Linked DNA regions of Homo sapiens: regions 2 and 3 are each linked to region 1. Evidence: read pairs that join two places in POLR2A ChIA-PET (ENCODE). Cell type or tissue: GM12878. All regions are shown on one strand.

The links. Peaks named below come from ENCODE experiments on the same cell type or tissue, not always from the same donor. Only the 100,000 strongest peaks of a DNase experiment are listed, where the experiment ranks them.
Region 2: POLR2A ChIA-PET joins it to region 1 with 6 read pairs; 9 of 35 experiments call an interaction of 5 or more read pairs at or near these places.
Region 3: POLR2A ChIA-PET joins it to region 1 with 13 read pairs; 1 of 35 experiments calls an interaction of 5 or more read pairs at or near these places.

The regions. Positions count from the first base shown.
Region 1 is chr1:40,626,217-40,631,216 of GRCh38, forward strand. It overlaps RIMS3 (regulating synaptic membrane exocytosis 3), which reads right to left. Exons shown (of 8, transcript NM_014747.3): 6 at 3,055-3,156; 7 at 2,594-2,733; 8 at 1-513. The coding sequence ends at 301. Among named protein-coding and RNA genes, the nearest start is that of RIMS3, 37 kb to the right of the region's middle. RefSeq lists an enhancer at 2,086-3,285. In GM12878, a CTCF peak has its summit at 4,499 (motif pointing right); a DNase peak (open chromatin) is centred at 2,435; H3K27ac peaks cover 195 bases.
Region 2 is chr1:40,700,640-40,705,639 of GRCh38, forward strand. The region is part of intron 1 of NFYC (nuclear transcription factor Y subunit gamma); the gene reads left to right. Among named protein-coding and RNA genes, the nearest start is that of NFYC-AS1, 11 kb to the left of the region's middle. In GM12878, no CTCF peak of the experiment used is centred here; no DNase peak of the experiment used is centred here; H3K4me3 peaks cover 697 bases; H3K27ac peaks cover 2,543 bases.
Region 3 is chr1:40,807,021-40,812,020 of GRCh38, forward strand. The region is part of intron 1 of KCNQ4 (potassium voltage-gated channel subfamily Q member 4); the gene reads left to right. Among named protein-coding and RNA genes, the nearest start is that of KCNQ4, 26 kb to the left of the region's middle. In GM12878, no CTCF peak of the experiment used is centred here; a DNase peak (open chromatin) is centred at 2,691; H3K27ac peaks cover 821 bases.

The sequences.
Region 1 (5,000 bases):
TTTGGGTTTCTTTTCAACAAGACACAAAGAGACGTGGAGACATTTCAGCCCATATCATCACCAGGAGTGACTATACCCAGACAAATGAACAGATAGAACGTGGTCACGTACACACACACACACACGCACGCACACACGCACACACTACAGTCTCCACTGCCAGCTGGGATGAGCCCAGTAGCCAACAGGCATGCAGCAGGACAAGGGGTCCAGAAAGACACGAAGACTATGTACAGGGGAGGACATGGGGCCAGCAGGCACCCCTCCCCACACCACCATCCTGGCCTCTTCCTGACATCCTTAAGAGCATGAGGGGCTGGTGGCACTCTCCAGGGAAGACTGGGACAGGCGCCTGGTGAGGGATCCGAGTGTGGAGTCTGCCACTGAGGAGGTGGGGAAGAGTTTGTACCAGCCGGTGACCGCGGCGCTGAGGTCCAGCTCGTCCAGCATGATCTGGGCCATGCCCATGAAGCACTTGTGGTCCATGCGGCCATAGTCTCCCCAGACGATCACCTGCCAGGAGGAAGAGAGGGAGGGAGTGAGCCACCTCCCTGACTCCAGGACTGTGCAGCAGGCCTAGGAACCTACACGTTTCAGCAGGGCACAGATGGAGCAGAGGGAGCCAGAACTCAAGACTGATTTCACACAATAATTTACTGAGCACTTGAGGTGTGTTAGATACGATCCTATGGATTTTACCTAGATTCTTTCTTTCAATTGTTATAACAAGCCATGTAGGTAGGGGTGCTCTGTATCATTATTTCCATGAAGGAAACTGTAGCTCAGAAAGGTTAATTAGCTAACCTAAAGTTGCACAGTAACTTGTGGCAGAGCTTGGATTAGGACCTGGGTGTGTGACTCCAGAGCCTCCCAGCATTTCAGATAACAGCCTTCCCCAGGAAGGGGCAAACTGAGAGTTCAGGACTTGGCCATAGCTCTAGCTGTGCTGCTGGCTTGCCGTGGGACTTGTGTAAGCTCCATGCCCTCACTGGACCTCAGTGTTTCCAGCCACACCACTGGGAGATTTTTTGAGATGGAGTCTCACTCTGTTGCCCAGGCTGGAGTGCAGTGGCGCAATCTCAGCTCACTGCAAGCTCTACCTCCTGGGTTCATGCCATTCTCCTGCCTCAGCCTCCCGAGTAGCTGGGACTACAGGTGCCCGCCACCACACCCGGCTAATTTTTTGTATTTTTAGTAGAGACGGGGTTTCACCATGTTAGCCAGGATGGTCTTGATCTCCTGACCTCGTGATCTACCCGCCTCGGCCTCCCAAAGTGCTGGGATTACAGGCGTAAGCCACTGTGCCCGGCCGTTATTCCTTTTCTAAGCAAACACCAAAGATTATTCTTCCCACTCCCCAAAGCCTAGGGTTCCGCAGTTCTTTTTTTATTTTTAATTTTTAAGAGACAGGATCTTATTCTGTCACCCAGGCTGGAGTGCAGTGGCATAATCATAGCTCACTGCAGCCTTGACCTCCTGGGCTCAAACAATCCTCCTGCCTCAGCACCTCGAGTAGCTGGGATTACTGGCACGTGCCACCATGACCAGATAATTTTTTTTTTTTCATGTTTTAGAGATGGGATCTTGCTATGTTGCCAGGCTGGTCTCAAACTCTTGGACTCAAGTGATCCTCCTGCCTCAGTCTCCCGAGTCTCTGGGATTATGGTTGTGAGCCACCATGTCTGGCTCTGCAGTTTAAATTTGCAACTCCAAGGCCCCTTGCCACAGAACCATCTCAGCCCAGAGGAGCAGCCCTAGATGAGAAGTTGGATGGCCCAGACAGCCCCTGGCTCTAGCCTCTTCTCTCTCACCTCCATGGCCTCAGGCAAGATCAGCAGCCACCACCATGATTGTTAATACTTAGTGAGTAGCTGTTTATGTGGCAGGCCCTATGTAAGGCTCCCTACATGCAATCCTCTGTTTAATAGTCACATCTACCCGCGGCTAATGAGTGCTGAGCTGGAATCTGAACCTAGGACTGAGCCCAGAGACTGATCCACCACTGTGCTTTATCCCCACGTGACCTCAGGTTCTTCATCTATGAAACGAGCATGAAGATCCCTCCCTCCCAGGACTGTTGAGAAGGGCTAACAATACCAAGTGTGCAGAAGGCCTTTGTTGCTCTCAAGTAATTGGGATGACAGTCACCTGGCCTGGGCTCACCCCAAGCAAGTGACTTCATCTGTAAGAGACTCGGTTTCCGTAAAGTGAAGAGAATCACACCTACTCCACAGGATCATCTGCAGGATGAAATGAGGTCGTGTTTGGAAAGCACCTAACACAAGGCTTGGCACTGAACTGATGTGCAATGAACATTAGCACTAGGGGAAGGAGGAGGCAGTGGTCACATGTGTCCTGGTTCTACCTACCAGCTGTGCAACCTGGGGAGCAATTTGATTACCCCCAAAACCTTGGTTTCCTTATGAATCAACTGGGGACAGTAATACCTCACAGGGTTGTGAAAGTAAATGAGTAACGCAAATTAATGCACCTACCACAGCACCTGGCACAGGATGAATCATAAATGAAAAACTTTAAATTACAACTTCCAGTCTGTGAGTCCACCCTGCCCTACTTGCCCTGTGACACCCACCTGCAGCACCTTGCCCTGGGGTCCCTCGTCAAAGAGCAGAGCCTGCTGGTACAGGGGATCACAGGTCTTCTTGGTCATCTTTGTCTTCTTCTTGGCCAAGCAGGCCCCATTCTCCAGCAGGTAAACCTTGATATAGGTGGCTAAGGGAGGAGAGAATGTATGACAGGGAGGGGTCCAGGACAGACAGCTTTGGCCTGCCCATCCCCTAACTGCCAGGTGATCTTGGAGGTGAGCAGGATGTGTGGAATGAGCCAGCCAGTGGACAGCAGGCAGAAGAGGTGACTCAAGTACTGATTCCTCCATCCTCCCTTACTCCCCCACCTAGTCACTGGCCTTCCAGGCAAGCTGTGACTCCACTGTAAAGAATCCCGATTTAGGCCAGTGGGAGCTGAGGACCTGCTAGACCCAGAGCTCGGCTCTATGCCCCTCCCTGTCAGGACCCCATTTCCAAAATCCCTCACCTGGGAGGGATTTGGAGCCTGGTTTGGGGGTCAGGCCCCGAGCTTCAATCACTTCCACCTCCAGCTGGCCACTCCGGTCCATGATGGCAATGTGCACATCTCCTGAAAGGAAGAAGAGGGTGAGTCCAGGCAGGGCCAGACCAAGGGGCAGGCCAGCCAGCTGCTGTACTGAATGCCAGCCTGTGGAGGAGGCTACATCATCACTAGAAAGGGAACAAGATGGCACCAACCACATGGGCCAAAACTGCTCTCGGAAGACCACTTTAAAGCAGCTGAGGGACCCTTTGATAGGTCCCTTGGGGTGGGTTGGGGTAGGGGCATGATCTTCAGGGGCATGACTGGGTAACAACAGATGGCTGCCAAACCCCCATTTGTGTCTGGCTAACTGAGAGGCTTCTGTTTTACTGAGCAGAATAGCAAACTTGAGGACAGAGCTTCCTGTGTCAGGAAGACAGGGGAGGCTGTGGGCTCAGTGGCTGTTCTTCACCTCCCCATACATCTGTGTCAAAAGAACATCCGTTTGAGGCCGGGCGCAGTGGCTCACACCTGTAATCCCAACACTTTGGGAGGCAGAGGCGGGCAGATCATGAGGTCAGGAGATCAAGACCATTCTGGCTAACATGGTGAAACCCCATCTCTACTAAAAATACAAAAAATTAGCCAGGCATGGTGGTGTGCACCTGTAGTCCCAGCTACTTGGGAGGCTGAGGAGAATCACTTGAACCCAGGAAGTGGAGGTTGTAGTGGGCCAAGATTGCACCACAGCACTCCGGCCTGGGTGACGAGGAAGACTCCGTCTCAAAAAAAAAAAAAAAAAAGAAAGAAAGAAGAAAAGAAAGAACATCTGTTTGAAAAGGCTCTGAGCTAAAAACCTGCCCAGGACACGAGGCACTACCAGACAACAAGGGCCTACTACTGCATTACCAGTGGAGGGAGGGAAGGCCAGCAGACTTTCTGGGTGTGGACGGCTGAGAAATCTTCACTGTACTCCCACAGAATGGATTATCCAGCCGGGGCAAGGTCTGTGTGTGGAGTTATGTCAGTTACCTGATTTCTAGGAACTCTTAGTTTTGTTCAACATTGGTTGGCAGAATTTGGAATTATGTAGTAGTCAGTCACTCAGAACAAAGTGAAGTCTTTTACAGGGGTGCAGAATCATAAGCCTGGTCCACAAGAATCAAATGGGCCAGACTTTGAATTCAGTCACCCATTTTTAGATTATCTGAGCCATCATGAAATTGTTTGTATTTGTGTACTACGGAAGATGGGGATTTGCTAATTTCAAGAGACCTCCTGGAATTCATCCACCTCCATCCAGCTATTCCTGACCTCCTTGTGGGGAAGGGAGAAGGGAAGGTCTTAGGAATTAATCTCCAGTAACATCACTACCGAGGTGAGCAAGGCAAACCTGTCCTTCCCTGGTCTGACACCAGGGGGTACCACACACGAATGGTCCCGGCTGCCATGGCGCATTAGCCTTGTGGAAGTGGCTGGCTCCTCTCACTGCTGCCCAGCCTGTGGCTGGGTCTAGGGCTGGGAAAAGCAGGCTCCCCAGACCCTTAAGAGACTGAAAACAAGGGTCCAGCCCTAGAATTGGATTTGGCTAATTCCCAGCCTTTGCTTTCAGCTGATCCTTGCCCTCTGAGGGTCCCCATCATCTCCTGTTCCAGCAGGCAGGAGCTCCTGGGCAGGAGCTTTTGAGGGCATTGCAGTGGAAGGAGTCCTGGCCTGGAGTGGAACCCCAGCTCCACTGCATGACTCACAGCAGGACACTGCACTTGGCTTCCTCATTTGCTGGGAGGGTCAAAGGTTGAGCACTGTCCTGATGGGGGCTGAGTGGGGACGTGTGGGTCAGGTGCTGCTCAGGTCAGACTGATGGGAAAGGAGTGGAGGCGAGGAGGCACCTCTGGAGGAGCTATCCTGGGGAGGAGCTGCTGGAAGCCAAC
Region 2 (5,000 bases), 74 kb after region 1:
CTGGCTTATTTTTTATTTTTTGAGATGGAGTCTCACTCTATGAGGTTCAAGGCTGGTCTTGAATTCAAAAAAATTTGTTTTATTTTTTAATTTTTAATAAACTAATAAATGGACGTTAAGGAGATGACAAATTCTGAATTATTTGCTTTGTTGTCCAGGCTGGTCTTGAACTCAGTGTCTTCACTACTGCATCCAGTCACCAGATAACTTTAGCATCCTGTTTTCCACGTTAGTGGTCTAGAGTGCTGCCATCCTCCCACTGTGTCCCCTTCTCCAGCTTATTCTCCACACTGTACCCAATGGTAAGGAACTAAACAGTCTTAAACATGGGGCTGGGAAAATCAGAATTACACTTTAAACGTGGGACTGATTGTGCCAGTCCAATGTTTAAGACGCATTAGTTCCTTATCATTGTCCTTAGAATAAAGTTTTAGTATATTAGCTTTGTCCAACCCTGTATACCTTTCTTTTTTTTGAGAGAGAGTCTCGCCCTGTCACCCAGGCTGGAGTGCATTGGTGCAATCTTGGCTCACTGCAACCTCTGCCTCCTGGGTACAAGGGATTCTCCTGCCTCCAAGGGATTCTCCTGCCTCAGCCTCCTGAGTAGCTGGGATTACAGGTGCCTGCCACCATGCCTGGCTAATTTTTGTATTTTAGTAGAGATGGGGTTTCACCACGTTGGCCAGGCTGGTCTCAAACTCCTGACTTCAGTTGGCCTCCCAAAGTGCTGGGATTAAAGGCATGAGCCACTGCGCCCGGCCTACCTTTCTAACTCTACTTCTAGCTTCTTGCTTCTGGGCTGCTGCTATACCAAACAGGAATGTAATACTTTCTGTCAGCTTCAGGCCTTTGCACATGCAGTTCACTTTGTCTATCTTGGTTTTTATTCTTAGGATTTTAATTCTCCTAAGAAGCTTTCTCTGACCAGCCTAAAACTTACGTAAGCCCTGGGTTAGGTGCTATGCTTATGTCCTCCCATAGCATTTTGCATTTGCATGTGTTGTAACTCTTAATGTACAGCATCATGATTGCCTATTTTAACTTTCCTGTTTGTTACAGTAGACTTTAATCTCTTTAAGGACAGGAACTGTGTCTTGTTTAGAATCCCCAGAGCTTATTTAGTACAATGGCTATGCTTATAATTTAAGTATTTATTGAACAAATGAAATTTTCCTAAGCCCTAAAACCTTGCAAGATGTTTTAGTGCAGGAAACTGGCCTCGATGGAGTTGAATAACTAGCACGAGGTCACTCACCTAAAAAGTGGTGAGGAGGGATTAAAATCTAAATCTGTTTAGCTGTAAAGATTGGGCTTTTTTTCTTGCTGCTGCACATGACTGCTCTCTCTCATGTTGCCTTTACACATCCCTGTCAAGTGTTCAAACAGCCCGTGCCTAACAACCCCATCCATAGCTTCTGAGGAAAGTTGTGTCATCTTTGGACAGCTCTGAGAGCTGAAGCGAGTCTTTGCAGAATAATTTCCCATCTATTGGTCTTAATTTATGCTTTGGAGAATATAACTTATTTTCAAAAAACAAATAATTCAGAATTTGTCATCTCCTTAAGGTCCATTTATTAGTTTATTTCATTCCTTCATTCACTGATAACCATTTACTGAGCACCAGTGCAATGTTCCTTTATTCTAATGACGTGGTCATTGCTCAGAATGTTTCTGGGCCTTTTTTGGGGATTATCTTCAGAACTTTTTTTTTTTTTTTTTTCGAGAGGGAGTCTCTCTTTGTCACCCAGGCTGGAGTGCAGTGGCGTGATCTTGGCTCACTGTAACCTCCGCCTACCAGGTTTAAGCGATTCTCCTGCCTCAGCCTCCCGAGTAGCTGGGACTACAGGTGTGTGCCACCAAATCTAGCTAATTTTTTGTATTTTTAGTAGTGGTGGGGTTTCACCATGTTAGCCAGGATGATCTGGATCCCCTGACCTCGTGATCTACCTGCCTCGGCCTCCCAAAGTGCTGGGATTACAGGTGTGAACCACCGCACCCGGCCTATCTTCAGAACTTCTATCAGATTATTTTGAAGATGTGTGAACATATTTTTGTTTGTTTGTTAAACCTTGAAGGTGGATTGGATTTGAGAAATAGCTACTAGTTGTTCAAGACCAAGTTGGGTGAGAGATAATGGGTCAGAAATTATAATCTGGCAGTCCTCAATTTTCTTTGATTTGCTTATAATGTTTTTTGAGATGGAGTCTCACTCTGTTGCCCAGGCCGGAGTGCAGTGGCATGATCTCGGCTCACTGCATCCTCCACCTCCCAGGTTCAAGCGATTCTGCTGCCCCAGCCTCCCGAGTAGCTGGGATTACAGGCATGTACCAGCACGCCCAGCTACTTTTTGTATTTTTAGTGGAGACGGGGTTTCCCCATGTTGGCCAGGCTGGTCTTGAACTCCTGACCTCAGGTGATCCACCCACCTCGGCCTCCCAAAGTGTTGGGATTACAGGCATGAGCCACCACGCCTGGCCTATGTTTTGTTTTTTTTAAAACTTGAACCGAAACTTAAAATAGAAAGATTTGACATTAAAACAGTCTGTCTTTTACTTCTTAAAGAATCTGGGCTGGGTGCAGTGGCTCACACATACAATCCCAGCATCTTGGGAGGTTGAGGTGGGAGGATCACTTGAGCCCAGGAGTTTGAAACCAGCCTGGGCAATATGGGGAGACCCTGTCTCTACAAAAAAAAATTAAAAATTAGCTGGGTGTGGTAGCGCATGCCTGTGCTCCTAGTTATTCAGAAGGCTGAGGCAGGAGGATCACTTGAGCCCAGGAGGTCAAGGCTGCAGTGAGCTGTGATCATGCCACTGTACTCCAGCCTGGGCAATTAGCCCTAAAAAAAAAAAAAAGAATATGAAGCTCTTATTGCAGTTAACCACATTTCCTACATGGCCCTCTTCAGTTGGAGCTGTGTAGTGGTCACTCCTTTAGATGAGTCACACACTTGCCAGTTTTCCTCAATCCCTGCTACTCCGTTATTTCACTGACACTGTGGCTAAAATCGGATTTGATTTATATCTTTATGCTTTGGGGATATATGTAGATAAAAATAAAGACACTTGCTGCCTTCAAGAAGCCCTTCTTTGGTAATAGAGGCATGTTAAAAAATAGTTATGTGTACCTGCTGTATAATCAAGTGTATATTTAGATATTAATTGGGCACCTACCACATTCCAGATAATATGTTGAGTGCTTTCACTTATTTAAGCCTCAACACTCCTGTTAGTTGGTGTTATTGCCTCCATTTTACACAGGAGGAAGTGAGCTCAGAAATGGTTAAGTATCTTGGCCAATATGCAGCTAGTAAGCAGGTAGCTATGATTCAGAAATCATTCTCCCAACCAAGAGCAAAATTCTCACTTTACCTTCTTTGAGAGTATTAAAGCTTCAACCGTGTAACCAGAGTTACTGGTTTTGTCTCATAGTGATTTAAGTGTTTTTTTTTTTTTTGGAGACAGCTCTGTCTCCCAGGCTGGAGTGCAGTGGCGCGATCTCTGCTCACTGCAACCTCCACCTCCCAGGTTCAAGCAGTTCCCCTGCTGCAGCCTCTTGGGTAGCTGGGACTACAGGCGCCCGCCACCACGCCCGGCTAATTTTTTGTATTGTTAGTAGAGACGGGGTTTCACCGTGTTAGCCAGGATGGTCTCGATCTCCTGAATTCGTGATCTGCCCCCCTCAGCCTCCCAAAGTGCTGGTATTACAGGCGTGAGCCACAGCGCCCAGCCTGATTTGAGTGTTTTTTAGGGTAAGAAGATGCAGTTGTCTGGTGTAGAGGGCTGCTGAGATCCAGGACCAGGGAAGAATGTTAGCTGAAATCCTAGAGATTCTGTTAGGTTCTCAGTCCACAGTAATGACAGGTAGAAGAGAAAGCTATAGTAAGAGTGAATGGATTCAGCTGCCAAATGGAATTCAAGAATAATTTGGGTTCTCTTCCCACTGTGGCTTGAATTCTAAGGTAAGTGTTGATGAGAAGTAGGACTTGAGGTCTTTTCCTTGCAAACTGCCAAGAAGTAATAAAAACTACGCTGAAGACCTTCATAGAGTGTTAAAGGTCATGATTGGGTTAATCTGGTACATCCGAAGCAGAGTCGGAGGGCCAGCTTTTGGAACAGTGATCAGACATTTGGTGGGATTAGTGGTGAAAAACCTGGGTTTCCAGCATAAAAAGTGGAGAATTTTATGGCTCCTGGTAGTCTTCCCATACTGTCCTTTATGGCTAAGGAGTTGCTTTCTGCAGGCCTGCAGAATATGCTAGAGATAGAAGAGAGGTGTTTCTTCAAAGTGGCTTCAGGGCCTTAAGCAGGTCTTCTCCCTTTCTGAACCTTAACCGTCTATAAATCAAGGAAGTTGAATTGGATGACATTTAATACTTTCCATTTTTTCAATGCTTATTCAGGCATAGTACAATATGCTTTACATATATTACCTTGTTTAATCCTTAAAATGGCTCTCTGGTATACATGGTGATATCTATACATTACAGATAAGGAAACTGAGGCTCAGGGTTAGTACAGTGTCATATAATTAATAAGTAGAGTCAGAACTTGAAACTAACACTGCCTTCCAAGTGCTTAGTTGTTTTGCCATACTGGCACTAATTAGTAATCAGCGAGGTTGTGAACATGTTCTCCCTATTCTTCTGCTCCCCACCCCCACCCTTCACATGAGCTGCTTTTCCTTGTCAGCTGACTGGCCCTCAGGTGTTCTGGGGCTAAGAGAAGCTCCAGTACAGATAAGGCCTGTTGGCCTTCTGCCTTCTCTTCCCAGGATGGGAGTAGCTATTCAGAATCTGTAATCTAAACTTTTGAGAAAAGAATTACAGTACCTATAACACATCGTGTTAACATAACCAAACTCTTTATTTGGATGCCATTGTGAAATTGTCTCACAACCCCTTCAAATTTTAACAGTGTACTCTTGTTAATGATTTACCTAGTTGTTTCATGCTCTTATAAATGTGGTTTGTTACTGGTTAAATGGTCCTAATAATTTAG
Region 3 (5,000 bases), 180 kb after region 1:
GGGGTGCTGGAATCCAGCCTATGCCCAGGGGTGGGGCAGCCCAGGGGAAGGGATGCCTGTGCTAATGGGTCCGTCTAGAGGGGTCAAGTTTTTATAACTTGTCAGGCTAACGGGAATGCTTTTTTTCTAAGCCATCCTCCAAGAGGGGGCATTTTTTTCATAGTTTGTTCTATGTGCTGGCGGCTGCTGTCCCTCCAGGGACAGCCTCAGGGAAACTCAGCTGAGGGCCAACTCTCTCCTTTCTACCCCACTGCTGGAGAGTCACAAGGCGGAAGGGACTTTGGCCATTACTGAGTAGTGCTCCACCTACATGTTGCAGACAGGGAAACTGAGGCTCCATCAGGGCCCCATTGCAATTTCTAAGCCCCAGCGCAAGCCTCTGGCCCAGAGAAGCAGCAGCGGCAGTGGCGGCGGCCCTGGTGTGGGGCCCTGGGTCACGTGCTCTTGCTCCCTTTGCCATATTTAGAATCGCTGGATCAGGGGAAACTTCTCCTCCCAGCCCCTGAGGATTCTTGGAAAGAGCCTCGCTCTGAGGCCTGGCTTACTGCCCCTCCCCTTATTCCCCTGCAGGAGAAAGTAAGTGCCTGCTCTCTCTAGAAGAGTCTGGGGGCCTCCAGGCTGCCCCCCTTGTCAGGAAGTGCCTGTCAAGTCTAGCTGAAGTCCCTTCTTCGGTATCAGCTCCGGTTTGGGGTTTAAGGAGCCCCTTTCTTCCAGAAGGTGATGGTGGCCATAGCTTCTGCCCTCTAGGGACCTTGGCTGAATGGAGGACAGACTGGCCTCAGGGTCCTCCAGCTGAGGGGAGACAGAGCCCTGCCTTTGGGCCCTGGTCTAGGGGGCAAGGAAAGAGTCACGCGCTCCCCAGGCCAGATGCACAAATCACTTGAGCTTGGGGGTTGGAGACCAGCCTGGGAAAATAGCAAGACCTTGTCTCTACTAAAAATCAAAAAAAATTAGCCAGGTGTGGTGGTCCCGGCTACTCAGGAGGCTGAGGCAGGCAGATTTCTTGAGCCTTGGAGAGTGATGCTGCAGTGAGCTATGATTGCACCACTGCATTCCAACACAGGCAACAGAGCAAGACCCTGTCTCAAAAGAAAAGAAATCAGGGAAACTGCTGGTGGCTGGGCAGTCCCCAGACACTGGCAGGGCTCAGTCTGGGAGGGACGCTGGAAAGACGAGGGAAGGAAGGAGGCTCTGGAGGAAGGAGGGGGCAAGGCCTGGATCTGTATTTACCTTGGCCTTGGTGGATACTTGGGGGTGGGGAGCGGTCCTCTTCTCACACAGGCTGCTTCCTACTGGATAATCAAGCCTTAAAAACAAACAGCAACAAAAAACCTAAATAAAACCCTGAAATGCATGTGTTGAGTGCCTGTGATGTTCCAGGTCTGAAGAGCCATCCTCGCTGCTGAGGATAATGGTCCTGTGCTCCCATGGGACCCCTCTCCAGGCGTGGTCTTTTCTCCCACCTTCCTCTCCCAGCTCCATACCTCCTCCATCTCTTCAGATCCCCCACCCCACCCTCCTGCCCACTTCTGAGAGTTGGGCCTTGCCTCTTCCCAGAGCAGTCCCCAGTGAGTAGGGGCTGTCGGCCTCCTCCCTTCCCACAGCCTCCTCCCACCTACATGCCTTCCTGTCCCTGTGGAAGCTGGAGGGATCCTTCCTACTCCACACCAGCTCCTCCCTGGCTCTGGATCCCAGCCTCCCATCTTCCTTGGGGACTTCATTCCATTGACTACTCACTCTGTCTCCCCGCATCTTCAACTTCTCCTTCTTGATCTCTTGGCTCCTTCCACTCTGGCTCTCTCATCTTAAAAGAAAAGAAAAAGATTCCCTATACCCTGCATCCTTCTCCAGCTACGATCTCTGATCTCTTCTTTGCAGTCAAACATCTTCAAATTGTTAAACCTACACTTACTGTCTCTACCTCCTCACTGCCCCTCCCCTTTCTCACTTTTTCTGGGCCTGTTCTGGTCTTCCTCTCCTTCTGAGAGAAGGCTGCCCTTGCCAAGGGACCCAGTGACCAATGTGTCACCAAATCCAGAGGACATTTTTCACGCCTTATCTCACTTGACCTCTTGGCAGCATTTGACACTGTTGTCTACTCCCGCTTTGAAACATGTTCTTCACGTGGCCTCTCTGACACTTCTCTCTTCTGCTTTCCCTCCCAGCTCTCTGGCTATCCCTCCCAGTCTGCGTAGAGGGCCTCTGTTCCTGCTGCACCGCTGGGGCTCCATCGGGTCCTCCTCTAACTTTGCTACAAGCTCTCTGGACTGTCTCAGCTGCTCCTGTGACCTCAGTCACCACCTCTACCCTGATGTCCCCCAGATCTGCATTTCCAGCCGGGTCTCTCTCTTCATACCCATGGAGTGTTTGCCCAGTGCCCATAGCCCTCTCTCTCTCTCAACATGCCCACCACCCAACACCTGCTCCTCCAGTGGGGTCTCCCCCGTCCCATGAAGGCACTCATGGCACCTTCATCCATCCAATGCCCAAACCAGAAATAGAGAAGTTGTTCTCCTTCCTAGTTCCCGTTTCCAGTTAATCACCGAGCCCTACTTCCTGCGGTGTTTTCCAACCCATCCACTCCTCTTCCCTGCTGCCACCACCCTGGGCCAGGCCACAGTCATCTGTCGTCTGAGCTATTGTGGAGCTTTCTTGGTCTTTCTGCTGAGTCTTATCTCCTTTGATCTATTCTGTGTACTTCCCCAAGTGGTCCTGAGATGCAAATTGGACTGTGTCATTTCCTCTCTTAGAACTCCACAATTGGCCAGGTGCGGTGGCTCACGCCTGTAATCCCAGCACTTTGGGAGGCCGAGGCAGGTGGATCACTTGAGGTCAGGAGTTCAAGACCAGCCTGGCCAACATGGTGAAACCCCGTCTCTACTAAAAATACAAAACTTAGCCGGGCGTGGTGGTAGGCACCTGTAATCCCAGCTACTCGGGAGGCTGAGGCACGAGAATCTCTTGAACCCAGGAGGCGGAGGTTGCAGTGAGCCAACACCACTGCACTCCAGCCTGGGCGACAGAGTGAGACTCCGTCTCAAAAAAAAAAAGAACTCTACAATGACTCCCCATTGCCTTTGGGATCATGTTCACAGTGCCTGAGAATGCTACTCAAGGCCCCTGGGTCTGGCCCTCTCTGGTTTTTCCACTGCCCCCTTCACTTTAGGCCACACCATCCAGAACTGCTGGCCGTTCTGGGCTGCCTCGACGGCCACATTCCCACTGCTTGCACATCCTGCTTCCTCTGCCTGGGGCACCCCGACCCCTGTCCAGTTACCTCCTCCAAGAAGTCTTCACTGATCCCTCCACTTTGGTTGTGCGGAAGGCTTCTTGGGACTCTCCCCGACCCCTTGAGTACACTGTCATGGCCTCGTCCATCCCGTCACCACTGTGTCATGTTCTGTGTTGTTAATTCCTTGGGACCTGGATTATTCATTTCTGGTTTTACAATAAACCTGGCTGAGTGTAGGTGTCTGAAGTGAATATAGCCCAGAGAGGTCAGGTGACAACCTCTTTTCTGCTGTGAGATGCCCTGCCATCTTTCCTACCCCCATCATATCCCCATCTCTCTGGCCTGGCCTCCCAGCAGCTGTCCCTCCAGGGACATGTTGGACATGTCGAGAGAGAGAGCCGTGGACACTGGGCAAACGCCCAGTGGGTATGAAGAGAGAGACCTCAGCTGGATCCAGGGACATCCCCAGAGAATCTGGAGCTGAGCTGATGGCCGATCCTCTCCACCCCACTGCTGGAGAGTTACCAAGCTACAGGGACCTTAACCATCACTGAGTTGTCCCCGACCTTTGTGTGTGTTTCTGACAGGGAAATTGAGGCCCAGAGCATTAGTAGGGCCCGGTGGTCCAGGTGGTCTTGGGCTCAGGTCCTGCGCTTATGACTTTGAACAAGTCATACCTTTCTTTTCTCATTTGAATAACAGCTTTATTGAGATATAATTCACATACAGTAAAATTCCTCCTTTTAAAGTGTTCAGTTCAGAGGATTTTAGTGTATTCACAGAGCTCTGCAGTCACCACAGTATACGCCTCTGAACCGCCCTCTCCTTATCAGGGTGATGATGGTACGGTTCCATGGGGTCACTGTGAGAACTCATTAAGAACATGCATTTAGAGGGCTTGGCACAGTGTCTGGCCAATAGGAAGCCTTTGGCCAGCAGGAGCAGTTATGGTTATTACTTCAGGTCACCACATGAGAGCCACCTCCCCAGCAGAGCTTTCCCCCTCCTGCCCTGTGGCCGCTTCTGGACAGTGACTTGAGGAGGTATAAATGTGGAGAAGGCGGTGATTGCAGTTGTTTAAAAGCCCTGAGCTGGCTAATAATTGAGTCAGCTGCAACTGCTCCCATCACCTAAGCCAGTGATTCTCAAAGTGTGGTCCCCATAACAGCAGCAATAGTATCACCAGGGACCTTTGTAGAAAGGCATATTTTCCACTTCAAACTTACTGAATCAGACACTGTAGGAATAGGTCCCAGAAATCAGTATTTTAACAAGCCCTCCAGGTGACTCTGACACCCACCGTAGTTTGAAAACCACAAATCTAAGCAAACCATTCACTTTTTCATCTCTAATCCTCTTGCTCCCTCCTGAACGAGTGGGATAGTCATGGGATGGGGAGATGGGGGAAATGGAGAGGAAAGGTTGGATAAGCCTTGTGATCAGACCAGCTGGGGAGAGCCAGCCAGGCAACACCCGCCTGTCTCATTCTGCCTCCTGGGCTGGGCAGGGAGAAAGAACATGGGCCACAACTTGCAGGCAGACATGATGGGCAAAGATGTCCTAGAAAGTGGCCGCTAGTCTGGCCTGTCTGCTGGGGAGATTAGAGAGGGCCCAGGCCAGCCAGCACCCATGTTTCATCTATATTTGTATAGATGGAGAAACTGAGGTCCCAGAGGGGGCCAGAGAGAATCCTTAGAAAGTCCTTTGTTGGATGAATGAAGCCACACCCTAGTTGTGGCAGGCATGAGACCCCAGCTAAGGGGCTCCT